2 separate regions of the Mus musculus genome follow, and region 1 is linked to region 2. A link is a loop called in an ENCODE intact Hi-C map of the cell type or tissue named here. Cell type or tissue: left cerebral cortex. All regions are shown on one strand. Each heading gives the region's core, and the rest is flanking DNA. Links, peaks and the distances in the headings are about the cores only.

Region 1 (7,870 bases), core at 2,516-6,515, 270 kb before region 2:
ATCCCCTGGAGAAAAGCACTCACTGCCGTGCATCTTCATAGCATCAGTAAGGATCATGGCTCAGTTTAAGCAGCTGGTATACACTGAGAGACCAAAGGAGGGCAGGCTCTGGAACCGATCGGTTAGTGAAGAGGTTCAAGGTAGCTCTGTTAGGATGGCTCCAAGCCAAGCAAGAACCCAGGCATCTCTTGAAGGTGGAACAATCCATGTGTTACCACCACCAGGAGTCCAATGCCAGGCACTGAAGAATACATAGAACAAATGAAGCTCCCACCCTCAGGAGACCCAGAGCTGAGGACACCATAGCCCGGGTGTACAGGATGGTTCTGAGGCGTACAGGACGGCTCTCTCGCAGGCTTACAGGATGGCTCTTTATTCTGTTTTTTTGTTTTTGTTTTTGTTTATTTGTTTTGTTTTTAAAAGTCTATCTAGCCTGACTAATGAGGCTATTTATTGACATTTGAACAAGAGCCTCCTCTTCTCAGGGCGTCCATTCTCTCCTTATAGTCCTAGCTGAGTTTTATTCACATGTAAATTCCCTGAGGGACAGGGATAATTCCCACTGTCACTGTTTGCCCAGGTCCCAAGCATGACTCTTGGAATCCCCTGGAACCTGACAGAAGAAAGGCTTACATGCCAGTCTAGCCACACGTGTGAATTCAGACTTATACAGTGCCTTCTTGCCTTGTTGCTGGTTAGAAAGACTGGAAATGTATGGGGACATGAGAAGAGAGAGGAGTCCCTCACAGAGGAACCTGGCCAGTAGAGAAACAAGAATTTTAGCACGACTAACAGCTACTTAAGTCCTGCATTCCTTCCTAGGAATTCCCTTCAGGTATCCCAGCAGAAAGGCCATTTACAGGGAGAGTACATGTTCTAAACCCGTTGTGCAAACCTAGTTAGTTTTGCTTTTACCTTATCTTGTAATTCTTGATCCATCTCACTTGTCACATTGAGAGAAAGAGAGAGAGAGAGGAAATGGTTTCTTAGTCACTGAGAGGTAGCTTGAGAGCCACTGAAATAACATGTATGAGTTGGATATATTATAAATAGATGCACTTGGATATGTCTTTCTTTATGATTGCCTCTTATTCTCCTAACCCTTATGCTTAAAATCTGGATTATGTTATCTTTAATGGAAACTCCCAACTCTACTAGGCTTGATATTGTTATATTATTATTATTATTATTATTATTATTATTATTATTATTATTATTATTATTATTATTGTTATATCACTATTTCATTTGAGCCATGAATCCCACTTTGGCCTGAGTCAAGGTCCTTGAAGATTAGGGGGCTCCTCAGGCGGCTCAGAATGGTGGTGTGTATGCCTCTGAGTCTCTCTGTCCTCTCATAACTCAACAGCCCATTTGGCTGTTGTCTACCTGATCAGGGCTCCTGCCCTCCTAAGCCTGTTAACACAAGCACCTTCAAGTTCTCCAAGGGAAGGTATAATTATTGTAGGATTTAATAACTTTTAAAAGTTTTCCCCACAACATAGGCTGTTTTGAAGAAGAGTCAGTAGAGAAAACAAACAAACAAACAAACAAAAAAACTAAAGTTGTCCACTGACCTTTTGACACCTCTTGTGAACATGGTATAATTTATACCTCACATAATATTCTTTTACCAAAGAATCCTCTAATAAGGTCTGAGCTTAGCTACTTTGCAGTTTGTCACCAGAAGCAAATGATACAGATTTTGTGTGTTGTGTGTTTTCTTAATAAAATCCTATATCTATGTTTGTGCCTCCTTAGGTTAGTTTTCTATCAGTACAATAGCAAGTCACCACAAACTCTAAGACAGAAGATAACACACATTATCTATTTTCTCTCAGCTGTAGACTGGAGTCTGACCAATGGGTCTCATTGGGCTGGCAGAACCAGGTTCCTTTCTGAAAGCTTTAGTCTAGAAGACAATGTCTTCTTGCTTTTCCTGTGTCAGACATCATCTGCATGGCTAACTCCTAGAACTCTTTCCCCATGTTCAAAACCCACATGTCTATGTGACCTCCTTCATCATTGTCTTTTTTTAAATATGGCAGAGATCGATCTGGGTCTGCCTGAATAATCCAGGTGATTTTTGCTTGTATGTGACCAAGTATCCTAAGTCACATTTTCAAAGTCTCTTTGTCCTGTGTGGTGGTTTGAATGAAAGTGTCCCCATAAGTTCATAGGAAGGGGCGCTAATAGGAAGTAGGCATGGCCTTGTTGGAGGAAGTGTGTCACTGGATGGGGGAGGGAGGGAGGAGGAGAGTTGGCTTTGAGGTTTCAAAGCTCTAGACAGGCCCAGTGGCTCACTCTCTCTTCCTGCTGCATACTGATTCAGATGTAAAATTTTCAGTTCCCTCTCCAGCTTCACATCTGTCTGCAGGCCACCATGCTTCCCACCGTGATGAAATGGACTAAACTTCTGAACTGTAAGCCAGCCCCAATGAAATGCTTTCCTTTATAAGAGTTGCCATGGCCAAGATCCTAAGACAGCATGGAAGATGGCATAGTCAGATTCCAGGGGTGATGACATGGATATTTTAAGGCCCTTATTTTGTTTACCTACCTACCTTTCTCTAAAAGCTAATGTGAAATAAAACTGGATACCTATAAATTCTGTGCAGATATCTTTCTGCTTCTAGTTTCAATATATATGCATGTCTCTGTAAATAAAGAAAAAAGTCCTCATTTTACACTTCAAATAAAGAGAAAAAAATTTAATTTTGACTCTAAGGCGCTTCTCTTCCATCATTCTCATTTCTCCCTCCCTCCTTTCCTTTCTGCCTCTTAAAGAAAGAGAAGCGATGTGACTAGCCGGGTGTGTGGTTACCCAGTTTTTCTTCTTTTCTGCTGGTAACAAAGGTAAGCGACCTTTCCACTTCTACTTCTCTTGTACCCTAGTAGAGTTAGCATCCAGACCTGCCTGACTCAGGGGTGAATACAAGAACTCTCCAGTGAGCAGTTTCCTGCTGTGCATGAAACCTAAGTTAATCAGGTCTCTTCCTTGCAATGTTTTCTCTTCTCTATGAATCACAGCTGCCAGTCTCCACACTACAGCTTAGACTGAGATGGTCCTGAACCTGGGAATGGTAATCCCAATGGGTTGCCTAGCTCGTGTCAGGGTGGGCTTAGATCTTGTTTGACTTGCAGCCATGCAGATTTCTAGTCAATAAATCTATTGTTAACCTAACCTAGTTTAAGTATTGTTTCTTGCTCTGAATGGTGGTATACACTTTTAGTCCAAGCACTCAGGCAGGTGGATCTCTGACTTTGAGGCCAGAATTGTTTCTTGCAAATAAGAATGGTCTCAACTCATACCAGTTCTTCTCCTTCTCCCAACCATACCTGTTCCTAGGTTTCTCCATGATTTTGCTAATTCATCAAATTCTAATCTAAAATCAGGGATATCTGTTGTGGAAAGAAAGACCAAGAAATTGGCCTTTCTGACATTGCTTATGCTAATTCATGGGAACACACTGGAAATTTTCACTCCACATTATACTGTTTGTTTTTGGATTACACAATTCAGCTAATTAGAGAGGTTTACATACAGATGCTGGCAATCCTGTTAGTACAATGGCGGCACGATTGACATCTGAATACTTAATTTGTTTCTATGACCAAATTTCTGGAGTAAAAGTAAAATCTTTAAAATGAAATATTTTCATTTTTACTTTGCTTCTGGAACTAATGTATTCTCAACGAAATCTTCAAAGCCAATTTATTCTAAATTCAAATCACTCAGTGCATCGTAGTTTGCAAAGTTCAGTAGGCTGTATAAAAACATTCTAGCCACAGCTCCCCCACAATACTCTGATTCAAGCACATATACAGTTTCACTTTGTAATCTGTCTGCTCATGAGCATAGTTCTGAGACTCAGAAAACTGCTTATATTTTCCAGGTCTATGAGTAGAGGCCTGACATGTACTTCCAATGAGAGAAAAGTGCAGCTCTTTGGGGGAGGGGTTAGAAGAATGCCTTCTGGCTTCTAAGGCCAGTAGGCTTATAAGGTCGGTCAGCCTCTCTATTTATGTTAAGAATGCAGTCCAGCCAGTTTTTAAGCCAAGTTTACTGAGCAGTAGGTCTGCTCTGTCTTTGTGAAATCATCACAGCAGTGCTCCCTCTTGCTCTGGAAATATTAAAGCATAAAGCAAGTGTAGCAGGTTGCTAAGGAGCCCGCAGCATCACGTGTTGCAGAACTCAACTGAGGCTTCAACCCCTTTGCCAGACGGGACACACAGTTCACTTTTAATATAGAGAATCAGAACTGGAGTTCTCCAGTCCTTATAAGGGTGTCACTATGTCTCAACACAAATGTATTTTTATTAATCTTTATTAATTCAGTTTTGTTATTGCTTACGGTTTAAATTTTTTCCCCTGTTGCTGTGATAAAATACTCTGACAAAATCAACTTATGGGGGAAAAGGTTTATTCTGGATCACAGGTCCTTTCTGTCTGCCTTTATATGTCAAGTGCCTCAAAAGTGCCGTAGTCAGAATATGGAAAGTGCCCACAGGCACATGCATTTGAACACTTCTCTCTGATTGGTGCAGAAGGTTGAGAAGGCTGTGGAATACTTGGGATGTGGAGCTTTGCTGGAAGAAATGGGTCACAGGGGCTGGATCTTGAGGCTTGACAGCCCAGCCCTGCTTCTTATTTACTCTCTGCCTCCTGCATGCAGATGTGATGTGACCAGCATGCTCCCTGCTCTTACTGTCACACCTTCTCTGCTTGCTGGGCATTTGGACTGTGCCATAGCCCTTAATCAGGACTTGTCTGGATATTTTTCTATTCCTAAGTTAAAAGTACTTCTCTGGTAAGCAAGATGCTTCAGAATCGGAGAGAAAAAGTGAGATGCTTGTGCTATGAGAGAGTGGGAAGGTGTGATATGAAACTTGTATCGCTTGCCAAAGAGGAAACTGCCTGTCTTGGATGGTCTCCATTTCTGGCTCCTCCTCCTCCCTGCTATCTGTATTGCAGGGATCACAGCGAGCCAGTCTGGAGAATACTGATGAGGACAAAAGTCTTGAGGTAATGGAGCAAGAAGAAGGAAGCTGGGTCTCCAATGACCTCATGGAACTAAGTGTCTCACGAATCTAGACTTCTTGCTTTTCTTTTTGAGGGAAAATAAGCTTTTATCTTATTAAAGCCATTATTTTAGAGATTTTTTTCCATAACAGCATAGATTCTTCTTTAACTAATGTAATGATGAAAGCACTCTTCCTCTGTCTGAGCATGAGAGTTCATGGGGGAGAACTGAGAGGCTGGGAGCATGGAACCAGCTGAGTACAGCAGACTTCCTTTCCAGGGCTGCCCTTAACTAGGGCTGAGGATAACTCTAGGCTTCCAGGGAAAAGTTCTTGACTATTACATGGTACTAGCTAGTTTAGTTCTGAGGTTAGATGAGTTGTTATTTTAAGATGATGGAAAAATTAGCTTAGTTGTGAATGTTACACAAATGACAGGAAGGAACCAGACTAATAATATTTCAAAGGGCTGGGGGGGGGCTACAATTATTTGATAAAAGTTATACTTTATTCAGTTTCTTTAAAAAATGCAATGGTTACTTATAAACTTGGAAACAATATGACTGAAAAGTAATAAATATTGAAGGGAATGTAAATTAAACAAATTACAAGATTAACTAAACTGAGAGCTAATTACTCCGAACTAGTCACAAGATAAAAGTTACAATGAAATAATAATAGAAATTAAAGCGTACGGATAACGACATGTAAGATTAAATTATAAAAGTAGCAACTACTACAGCTTTGCTTTAGTGGGTTGGATAAAGCTTGAACAAATGACTTCAGAAAATGTAATTCTCCACCATCAATTCAGAAGATACAAAAAATCAGAAAGAGCATTCAAATTCCAGCAAATGACAATAGTCCCTGTCTCTTAAGTTCTCATGGGTATATGTTATGGAGCCTTTAAGGAAAGGATAATTCTACTTATAAAACATGTCTACATAACAATAAAAGAAGCTGCATTTCTCAGTTCCTTTTACAAGTTCAGGATTTCAGATATATGACACAGTTATTACAGGAAAGGAAAACCAAAAGCTGCTTTCATTTATGGCCCTGGTTATGAAGATTCTAAACACAATGTTTACAAACTACATCTCAACAGGATGAAAAATGTGGTGGATGCCTCAGGTATGCAGGAGCCCGCTCAGTCTAGGGAATGACAGAATTACATTACAGACTACAGGACCTTAAATGTAATACAGGGACCCCTGGGTCTGGTTCTGTTACTACCGAGGCACGGTCACACATGTACTGGCTCGAAAGAACAAGTCTTCTAGCTCTGAAGGGTAGAAATCATGCTGTCTCATTATGCAGAGCTCAAGGCATGGTCAGGGTACTGGAAGCTTCAGGGGAGAAGCTTGTTCCTTCCAGCTTTGGAAGCTGCTGGTTGTCCTTGAATGGGGCCCCATGTTTTGCCTTCAAAACTAACGCTGCAGCATCCTTCTGCTGCCTCTCTCTGCCTCTGACCCTTGCTTCCCTTCCACAAGGAAGCATGCAGTTTCATTGGCCCAACTAGATAATTCATAATATTCTCCACACTTAGAAACATTAATCACTCCTGAAAGTCCCTTTGTTACCTAAGACATATGCTCAGGCTCTTGAGATGAGGATACAGCTGTCTTGGGAGCTGTTATTTAGCCCAGTGTACTTTTGACAGTTACGCTAGGACTGGAGAGATGGTTCAGCAAAGGCTCTGGCACACAAACCTGACAACATGAGTTTCATTGCCACAAATCATGTAAAGGAGAGAACTGGGTCTGATTCCCTCTTGTCGTCTGAAACCCCCAGTAGTAATTGTAATATAATTTTAATAAAAAATTAGTCTGAGCTTAAAGTTTTACATCATACTGTCAGAAAAAAAAATGAAACAGAACCAAAATGGATTAAAGACTTAACGATAAGATATGAAACTGCAGCTGGGAAGTGGTGTAGGCCTTCAATCCGAACACTTGGGAGGCAGAGGCAGGTGGATCTCTAAGTTCGAGGCCAGCCTGATCTACAGAGAAAGAAAAATCTCTATATGAAACTGCAAGTTACTAGAAAGATTATATAATCAAGGCAAGCTGTCTTATACTGTTACATCATATGATAATTTTTTCTCTCTCTTGATGACACAGATAGAGGCCAAAATAGACCAGATTTAAAAGAGATAAAGGCAGGTTTATTAGGAGGCAGCTCTCCTGTGTTCGCCGATCTCACAGGTAGAGAGGTCAGTGAAGTCACACTTCCAGGATAAAGCAAGGGGGTTTAGTGGGTCCTGGGCACGGGGTGATGATGTATGACCTAGGTGCTAGGATTGTCTCCATCCATAGTAAAAAACTGAGCCCCTGGGCAGGCACTCTTGGGTGAGTTTCCAGAAACAAGAAGACAGGAGTGATAAACATGATAGCCTGGAGTTTTCTTCAAGCAGGGAGTTTTCTCTGTGTGAGTGGGGTTGGGGGAAGGAGGACAGACAGGGTTTCCCAACTTGTGCAGGGGACGGGCAGGAGTTCCAGCCTAACAACATGGGTTTATTAAATTGATCTGTAATATTAGTCTGGGCAATAAGTTTTTGGTATAATACCAAAGAACAAGAAAAGTCAACAATAAAAATGAAAGGAAACAAATAGGATTTCATTATATTCAAAATCTGCATAGAGCTGGAGACTTGGCTCAGTGGTTAAGAGCACTGACTGCTCTTCCAGAGGTCATGAGTTCAATTCTCAGCAACCACATGGTGGCTCACAAACATTTGAAATGAGATTTGATGCTTTCTTCTGGTGTGTCTGAAGAGAGCGATGGTGTACTCATATACATAAAATAAATAAATAAAAGAAAAAAAAAAGAAAAAAATCTTCTGCATAGT
Region 2 (7,870 bases), core at 2,031-6,030:
GTGGGTGGAACTAGAAAAAATTATCCTGAGTGAGGAATACCAAATACAGAAAGATAAATATGGTATGTATTCACTTATAAGGGATATTAGCCATTAAGAAAATGATAACCAAGCTATAATTTATAGACTCAGAGAAGTCAGGTAAAGAGGAAAACACTAGCAGGTGGTGCATGGATGTTAAAAGAATTTTAAAATACATTTTTCCTTTCCAGCTCTTGCTCTAGGAATGACAACTTTGAGGTTAATTATTTATTATCAATTGCCTAAGCTACAAGGTTTTGACTCATTCTCTGCCTAGTTCCTAACTTATTTAATCTATTTAAACAACTTTATACGTACCATGTAGTTAGTTACCTCTTCTTCAGTCCTGGCCTGCTTCTTTCTTCACATCTCTCTCATCATCCCCCTTAGCATCTTCCTGAGTTTTCAGCTGCTTTCTGCTAATTTAGTTCTGTCTCCCTGACTAGTCCATCTCAGCTCTCTCAAATCTTTCCCCAATTCTCCTTTTATTCTCTCGATGTCTACCAGAATCCCATTTCCTGCCCCCAGCTCATTGGCCATCAGCTTTTCTATTGGCAGACAGTGCTTATTCTCTCTATACCCGAATCTCGATAGGAGAAGAAATAGAACAGATATTAAGGGCAGATTGGAACCAGGTGGGGTTGGGTGCAGGTGGCTGGGGATCAGGTGGCAGGGTGTGGGGTGGAGGGAGAGAATTTGAAGAGAGATGACTGGGATTGGGGAGGGGCTTTGTGGGGATGGTGTGAACATGAGTGCAGTGAAACTTCCTAGACTATGAAGATGATCCTAATGAGTACTCCTGGAAATGGGCAGTGTGGAATCTCAACTGACCACCTTTTACAGCCAGGCAAAGCTTTCGTTGGTGGGATCAGAGTGCATGCAATTAAGCTATTGGCTAAGGGGTTCCCATGGAAATCACCAAACATCCCGAGCTATTGCTAAGACAAAAGGCTGCTTTCCACCAAGTGACAGCAGGGCCCCATTGCTGAGGACAACACCCACACAACTCATTGAACATGGAAAAGTCAAGCTGGTGTATATCTGGAACCCTCACTTGTATGCTCTAGTCTCTTTAGCATGGAAGAGTGCTCTGCAGGCTACTGAAAGAGAAATATGAACACCAATCCAGCCACAGAACTCCTGACCTATAATCTGTCCTGCCTAGTAGCCTATCAATGTGTGATCTGATCTGTGACCCACTTCACGAAAAGGAACCCATGCCCAACACAGTTCAAGTGACCAAGAACCAAAAACTAGATAGTGAAGAGATCTGGGGTAAATTAAAATATTACTGGAAAAAATCAATAAAATGATTTCTAATGATATACTTGTAGATAAATGTCTTACCCAGTCATCATCAGAGAGGCTTCATCTGACAGCATATGGGAATGAATGCAGAGAGCCACAGCCAGACATTATGCAGAGAGAGTGTCTACGTTGGAGGTCTCCATCAAATCCCTTCCCTCAGAGGCAGAGAACATGGAGGACACCAGGAGAAAAGGCCCTTGGAATGAACCAAGTAAGGCACACATGAGCTCACAGAGACTGAAGCAGCAAGCATAGGGCCTGCAATAGGTCTTTTGCATGTATACTATAGCTATTAACTTAGTATTTTTATGGGACATGTTACTGTGATAATGAGTGAGTCTCTGACTCTGGTACCTGCTCTTGGGACTCTTTTCCTTCTGTTGGGTTGCTGTGTCCAAGTTTGATATGGTAGTTTTTTCTTCATCTTATTGTATTTTATTTTGTAATGTTTGGTGGTTGTCTCTTAGAAGTCTATCTTTCCTAATGAAAGACAGAAAGGGAGTGGATACAGTGGGGAAGAGCTGAGAGGAGTAGAGAGAGGGTAAACTATAATCAGGATATGATTAAAGGTATGAGTAAAGAATTTCTTTTCCATACAAGAGAAAAAAAATGGGCAAAACCAAAGACTTGCTTTGCTGAGTATCATAAACATGAATGGATAATTATGGTTAAGGACAAAGTCCCATACCACACATTTCAGAAGAAATTTTGAATGGCAAAAAATTGTTAGAGTAGAGATGCTCACAGATGGCCTCTCTAAAGATAATGAATATATGTATGGAAAGTGAGCAAACTACCTTATTGCATAGGAGGTGTGATACCAGACTCATGGCCGCTGGCTTGATTTTATTGCTTTAGAGAGCATGCTAACTCTTGGGAGTCACCTTTAACTTTTGACTCTATAAAGGTATATCAAAAGGAAATGAGAAACTATTCTGTCCTTCCCTGGCAAATGGAGTTTCATTTCAGCAGCAGAAGTGGCTGAAACTCCAGGGCTGTGAAAGCAGAGGTTGAATGAATTTAAGCCACAGAAGCACTGGCATCTTCCAGACCTAAGCAGGGGAAGTAACAGCAAATAACCAAAATAGGTACATAGCAGGCTGATGGAAATCTCTATAATGCTGTGTGGTACACAGGTCTGATAGAGCACTCCCCTCCTTTTATTTTAAACTTTCCAGTTGAGTTACATATATATGCCACATCCTTCTGTGAAGGAGATTGGTCAGAATGACCTGTGTCTGAATTTTAATCACACTGGGGCTTTTGAGGGGCGCCTTACTTTGAGTGTTCCTGTCCAGTCAGTAACTCTGCTTGACAACTCTATTTTAGAGGGAACAATTTTCTGATTCTGATGCTTCTATGGCAGCATCTAACCTCATTGTCTAAGAGCTCCATCTTCCTTTTGCACTATTTTTTTTTCCTCTGAGGCCAGGGAACAGATGCATAAGTCCTAGTGAGGTGAAGCTCTGGAGCTCCGGTTTCATTGTCTTCCATTCTGTGTATTTTTCTGGGCTGAACTTCTGCCAGCAGATGATCTGCACCATTTTTTCCAGTAGATTGCATGAAGATGGCTGGCAACTGCATGTTACAGGTGCATAGCCAACACCTCAAGAGTGACAGGGTCTAATGGACAAGTTGGTCCTCAAAATCCCACTTTTCCCCCTTCAGTTCACCTATGATGACATAATGGCTGAGCAGAACAGAAATGAATTGGAGAGAAAGCAAGGGAGGACTTTGGGGACTAGGGTGAGAGGAAGGCAACCCAGCTTCTAACCCACAGGGTTTTGAGTCAGTCTCTAAGCACTTGTTGGAGCCATGGTGTATTCAATACTACTCCAAGCTCTGGGAGTGTAGAGGCTAAAGAAAGTATCTGAAAACCAAACTAAGCAAACATCTAACCAAACCAAACCAAACTAACCAACCCAACCAAACAAATCCAACCAAGCAACTAGCCAACCCAAACCAATCAATCAACTAAACCAGTCAACTAGCCAACCAAACCAACCAATCAATCAACCAACCAATGAACTAACCAACTAACAAACTAATCAAATGAACTAACCAACCAAACCAGACAACCGACCAACAGAACTAATTCAACCAACCTATCAGCCAACTAACCAACCCAACCAACTAAACTAACCCACTAGCCAAACAAACTAATCATTCAAGCTAGCTAACTGACCAAAGGAATCAATCCTAACAACTTACCAACCAGCCAAACCAAGCAACCAACCAAACCAATCAACTAACCAAACTAACCATCCAAACCAGCTAACCAACCAACTTAACCAACTCAACCAACCTATCAAACAAGCAACCTAACCAATCCACCCACCCACTCAATTACCCACCCACTAACCAACTCAGCCACCAACCAACCCAAACCAACCAACCAACCAACCAACCAACCAACCCAATCAACCAACGGAACCAACCAAAGACACCCTCACACCACCACTAGCACCCCGCCCCCACACACATAAATTTAAACCATCAAACTCCCTGCCCTCATCAACAAAGATAATATCTAGTAGCAAATACTTGGGAAGTAAATGGATGTCTCGATTCAGGCAGTGACAGCAGGGGTGACAGCTGGGGGCAGACACAGCTTCCCATTTTGTAATACTGTAATACTGTTAAGCACTGCCTTAACCCAAATTGATTTCACTGACTTTAAGATTCCAGGCTCTTTGTGTGACAAATGTCACACTTGTGTACACGCGTTTTTACTTTATTTAGAGTGCCAGTTTAAAGGGTTGCAAGGAAGAAAAAGGACTAGTGTGCCTTTGTGGGTAAGCTCTGAGAAGAATTACCTCTGAGCAGAGTGGACAAAACCTCTCTAGGAAAGCCGCCAGGTGGCACCTGTAAGGCGCAGATGGAGAGAGTCATTTGCCCCACCCCCACAGGCCGGACTATCCAGACTACCCCTCACCCCTCGGGTTTGTTCGCGAGGAAGTGGGGGAGTTTCAGTCTCTTTCCAGACAGCGTGATTACACACCAAAATTTTCTGACACCTCAAACACACCGAGGGCGGATTGTCTCCACACAACCAGGCTGTCAAAGGCATGAGCCTGGTGGTTGGGAACACTTAGGCACTCTGCAAGGTGGGGAGTGGCTGTGGGCTGCCCCTGTGCCCAGGTCTGCTCAGTCTGGGTCTAGGGGAAAACACTGGCAAGGGAGAAGCAGTTCTCAGGACCGTGACACGCAGAAGTCACCAGAACGTGGGACAGCGCTTCACACTCCTCTAACGCCCAATCCTCCTCCCAGGGACAGTCAGTGGGGACTAGTCTGAGCTACCTTCTCACATCCTTTTACATTTCCGCCTTCTGCAGTCTCTTCTCCTGTCCGGGTCGCATTGTGATTGCCTTGCCCCCCCCCCCCCCCGCCCCGCGCGCTTCGCCCCTGTGATCCCGCACCCCAGGATTGGCAGCTGACCCCAGAGACAGCAGAGTCTGAGTGGTGGGTGTCAGTAAACAGAAGCAGCGTGTTGTGGTCATTTCGAGCTGTGCGGTCGGGCCACCAACTCCATCTGTGGCAGGGAGGCGAGCTGCACCAGTTGCGAGACTGCTGCTGTTCCTCTTTGGTGGCTGGTTGGTGACATTGGGAGGAGACCGCTCCGAGGGAGTGAGCCTAAGACGAGGAGGAAGAGAGGCAGGGCGTTGGGGGTGGGGACGTGGCGACAGTGCCAGGGGGCGTGTGAGCTGCGGGCGAGGAGCAACTTCTCCCGGGCGCGCGCTGCGGGGCGGCGGGCGGAGCGTGAGCTGCCAGCCCAGAGCAGGGAGCGGGGAGCGGGGAGGCTCGGCCCGCGCCCTGCACGCTACCATCCTCCGGGTTCCCAGCCCCGGGTGCTGAGCTCGCCGCTATAAATAGCAGGTTACAGCTTCTGCTTGGGCGCACACGCTTTCACTGGAGAACGCAGGAAAGTCATCCTGAAAAGTGTCTGCCGCTGCTATCGCCCCCTACTCAGCCTCTGCAAGAGGTAACATCCTGCCTGGGATCCTGGGGCTCGGGAGGGAATTTTGCAGGGTGCGGAGGGTGAGGATGGGTGAATCCATAGGCTGTAGTCGTGCGCATCGGACAGTTCAGGGTGGTGGTGGTGGGGAGTACGTCCTGCCTGAGAGACAGCTGGTGTGTTTCTTATCAAGTTTCCCAGCTTGCAGCCAAGATCGTCCCTTCAGCCTTGCTTCCCAGGGACCCTGGCTGCTGGTGGTACCCCTGTGACCCTGATTACTGTCTAGTGGAGCTCGCTTGGTCTGGGGTGAACACCACACACACACACACACACACACACACACACACACACACACACGCACACACATATGAGTTCCAACTCCCAGGTGACACTGAGTTCTGGCCCAGCTTATGGTCCCTTTGAGCTGTTCTTAAAAGGTGCTGCAGCGACCTGGAGTGCTTAGGGACTGCTTCTCAACCCTAGTCCCAGTCACTGGCTGTCTCCTGCTTCAGAGGAAGTGGTCCTGGTCCTTAGAACAAGGAAGGCATGCTGGGGTTGCAGTTGCCTAAAGAGCTCTCTTTTCATGGCTATCTCCAGCCCCACCTTCAGCAACTCCTGCCCTCTCCGTCCCCCCAACACCACCCCCCCAAGTCAGGCCTGTTACCCCTAGGCTACCTTCATGTTCTACCTACCCCAAAGAGAAGTCAAGAAAGAGTTAGAAAATCAGGGCTTCAAAGTAAGAGTGGGTGATGAGAGGCTCCTCTGGAGTCTCAAATTTGCACTACAGCCTACTTGAGCTTATCTGGCCCCTCTAGCAGGACAAGGGTCCTGAGCAAACCCAGGAGCCTGCTGCTAGTATGGACTTTCAGGCTTGCAACTGGCTAGCTCTAGGTGATGCGAGAACCAGAGGCACCGGTGTTTGCCCCTCTCCACCTTTGATTTTGCTTCCCTCAGGGGAGGTGGTTTCTGCCCCAGAGGACACCCAGAGGTTTCTGTTTGGAGACAGAAGCTTTATAGGTAGGGATGTGCATATTGATGAGATAGTTGCAGCCACACAAAACTTATTGGAAAAACCCCAGAGGAGAGAGAGGCAGCAGTGCTGTTAGGGGACCGAGGTTTGTTAAGGGAAAGGATGCTCAGTTGATTATGTGGTTCCTGCAGCGTCAACTTACCAGGGAAACCCTGCGGGACATTCAGTCACGCTGGTCTAAATGATGTAGAATGTCTTCTTTGTTCATCTTACTTTATGTTTTTCTTTCTCCTGATTCTGGCTTCCTTGCTCTTTCCAAAATGACATTTGAGGTCATTATGTGGGTATTACATTTTGCTTACATTTCCCTTCAGTCTGAAAGAAGTTATTTATAAAGGTGTAGCTCTATAAAATACATGAAAGAGCAGAAGACAGGGATGAGTTCATCTCTCCTATGATGGGCACTAGGTGGCCCCTTTTATAGGTGTACATCTACATTTAGAGGACTTGTTCGCACAGAAATTTTCTTAGTGAGTTCTGGAATCAGAATGTTATCAATCTGACTTGGTTCAGAGACTCAGCAAGAGAGTGGCTGCCTGATGCTGTGTTAAAGGTAGAGTTAGGAGAGGTTTGGACAAGTGGGTACTGTCAGCTTACTCGGTGTGGGAGGAAATACATTAGCTCATGTTCTTTGGGATATACTCCAGGGAAACATTGACATGAAATCACAGTAATTGATCAGTGCCTCTGGGCTCAGCACATGGGCCTTAAACTCAAACCTGTAGGAGTTGCACTAAGTTAAAATGCTTCTGCAGAAAAATAAAGGAGAGAAAGAAAGAAAGAAGGAAATAAAGGAAGGAAGGAAAAAGGGGGCGTTTTATGAGAGTCCTGTGTATGTGAGAGAATATGTGTCTCTGAGCCTTGTGTATGTTTTGTGGGTTTTTTTTGGGGGGGGGCTCTTTTTCTTCTTCTATTTTTGGTTTTTGTCTTGTCCTATTTTATTTTATTATTTTTCTTTAGATGCCTGTTTTCTAATGAGAGACAGAAGGGGTGTGGATTCAGGTGGGAGGAGGTGGGGGGATATCTTAGGAGTTGAGGAAGGCAAAATGCAATCAGAATACTATGTATGAAAAAACTATTTTCATTAAAAGAAAAAATAGAAAATATAGAATGTTTTTTTTTCTGTGAGTTTCTTTCAATAGTGACTTAAGAGATTGTCCTTGAAAGGTTATGAAACGTGATTGTGATGAGGCTACAAGCTCTGTGTCATTGGGAAACATTTTCTGATTGGTTTTTATCATTCTAAATTGTATTCTCACGGATGAGGTAAACCGGTATTTATTTGTGATAAACTGATGGCCAATAGGGTGTTTGATACGGGGCTCTGTTCTGACAAAGTGAGAACAGCTTGATAAACTGAGTCTTGACCCTCAAAACATATAAAGAATCATCAGTGTTCTGGGCAGAAGGTACTCTTAGAATATTGGCCTCAGCTCCACTCTGAGGATGCAAGTCAATCGAATGACTTTAAATCTTACAAGATTCTTCTGTCAAAATACTATCTGGCCCTAGTACTGTAGACAGGTCAGCCAGCTTTGGTTAGAAGATGATGCAAT

The links. A loop is a pair of places that touch in the nucleus more often than their neighbours do. Peaks named below come from ENCODE experiments on the same cell type or tissue, not always from the same donor. Only the 100,000 strongest peaks of a DNase experiment are listed, where the experiment ranks them.
Region 1: a loop joins it to region 2, with 2.5 times the contacts of the local background. A loop is called at or near these places in 7 of 42 quality-filtered maps.

The regions. Positions count from the first base shown.
Region 1 is chr8:81,064,701-81,072,570 of GRCm38, forward strand. No RefSeq gene overlaps it. Among named protein-coding and RNA genes, the nearest start is that of Gm9725, 36 kb to the left of the region's middle. In left cerebral cortex, for the core only: no CTCF peak of the experiment used is centred there; a DNase peak (open chromatin) is centred at 4,909.
Region 2 is chr8:81,337,487-81,345,356 of GRCm38, forward strand. It overlaps Gm51582, which reads right to left and starts at 5,167. Exons shown (of 2, transcript XM_030243908.1): 1 at 4,768-5,167. The coding sequence starts at 5,156. Inpp4b (inositol polyphosphate-4-phosphatase, type II) reads left to right here and starts at 5,076. Exons shown (of 25, transcript NM_001024617.3): 1 at 5,076-5,311. In left cerebral cortex, for the core only: a CTCF peak has its summit at 4,174 (motif pointing right); DNase peaks (open chromatin) are centred at 4,301 and 5,037; H3K4me3 peaks cover 1,453 bases; H3K27ac peaks cover 912 bases.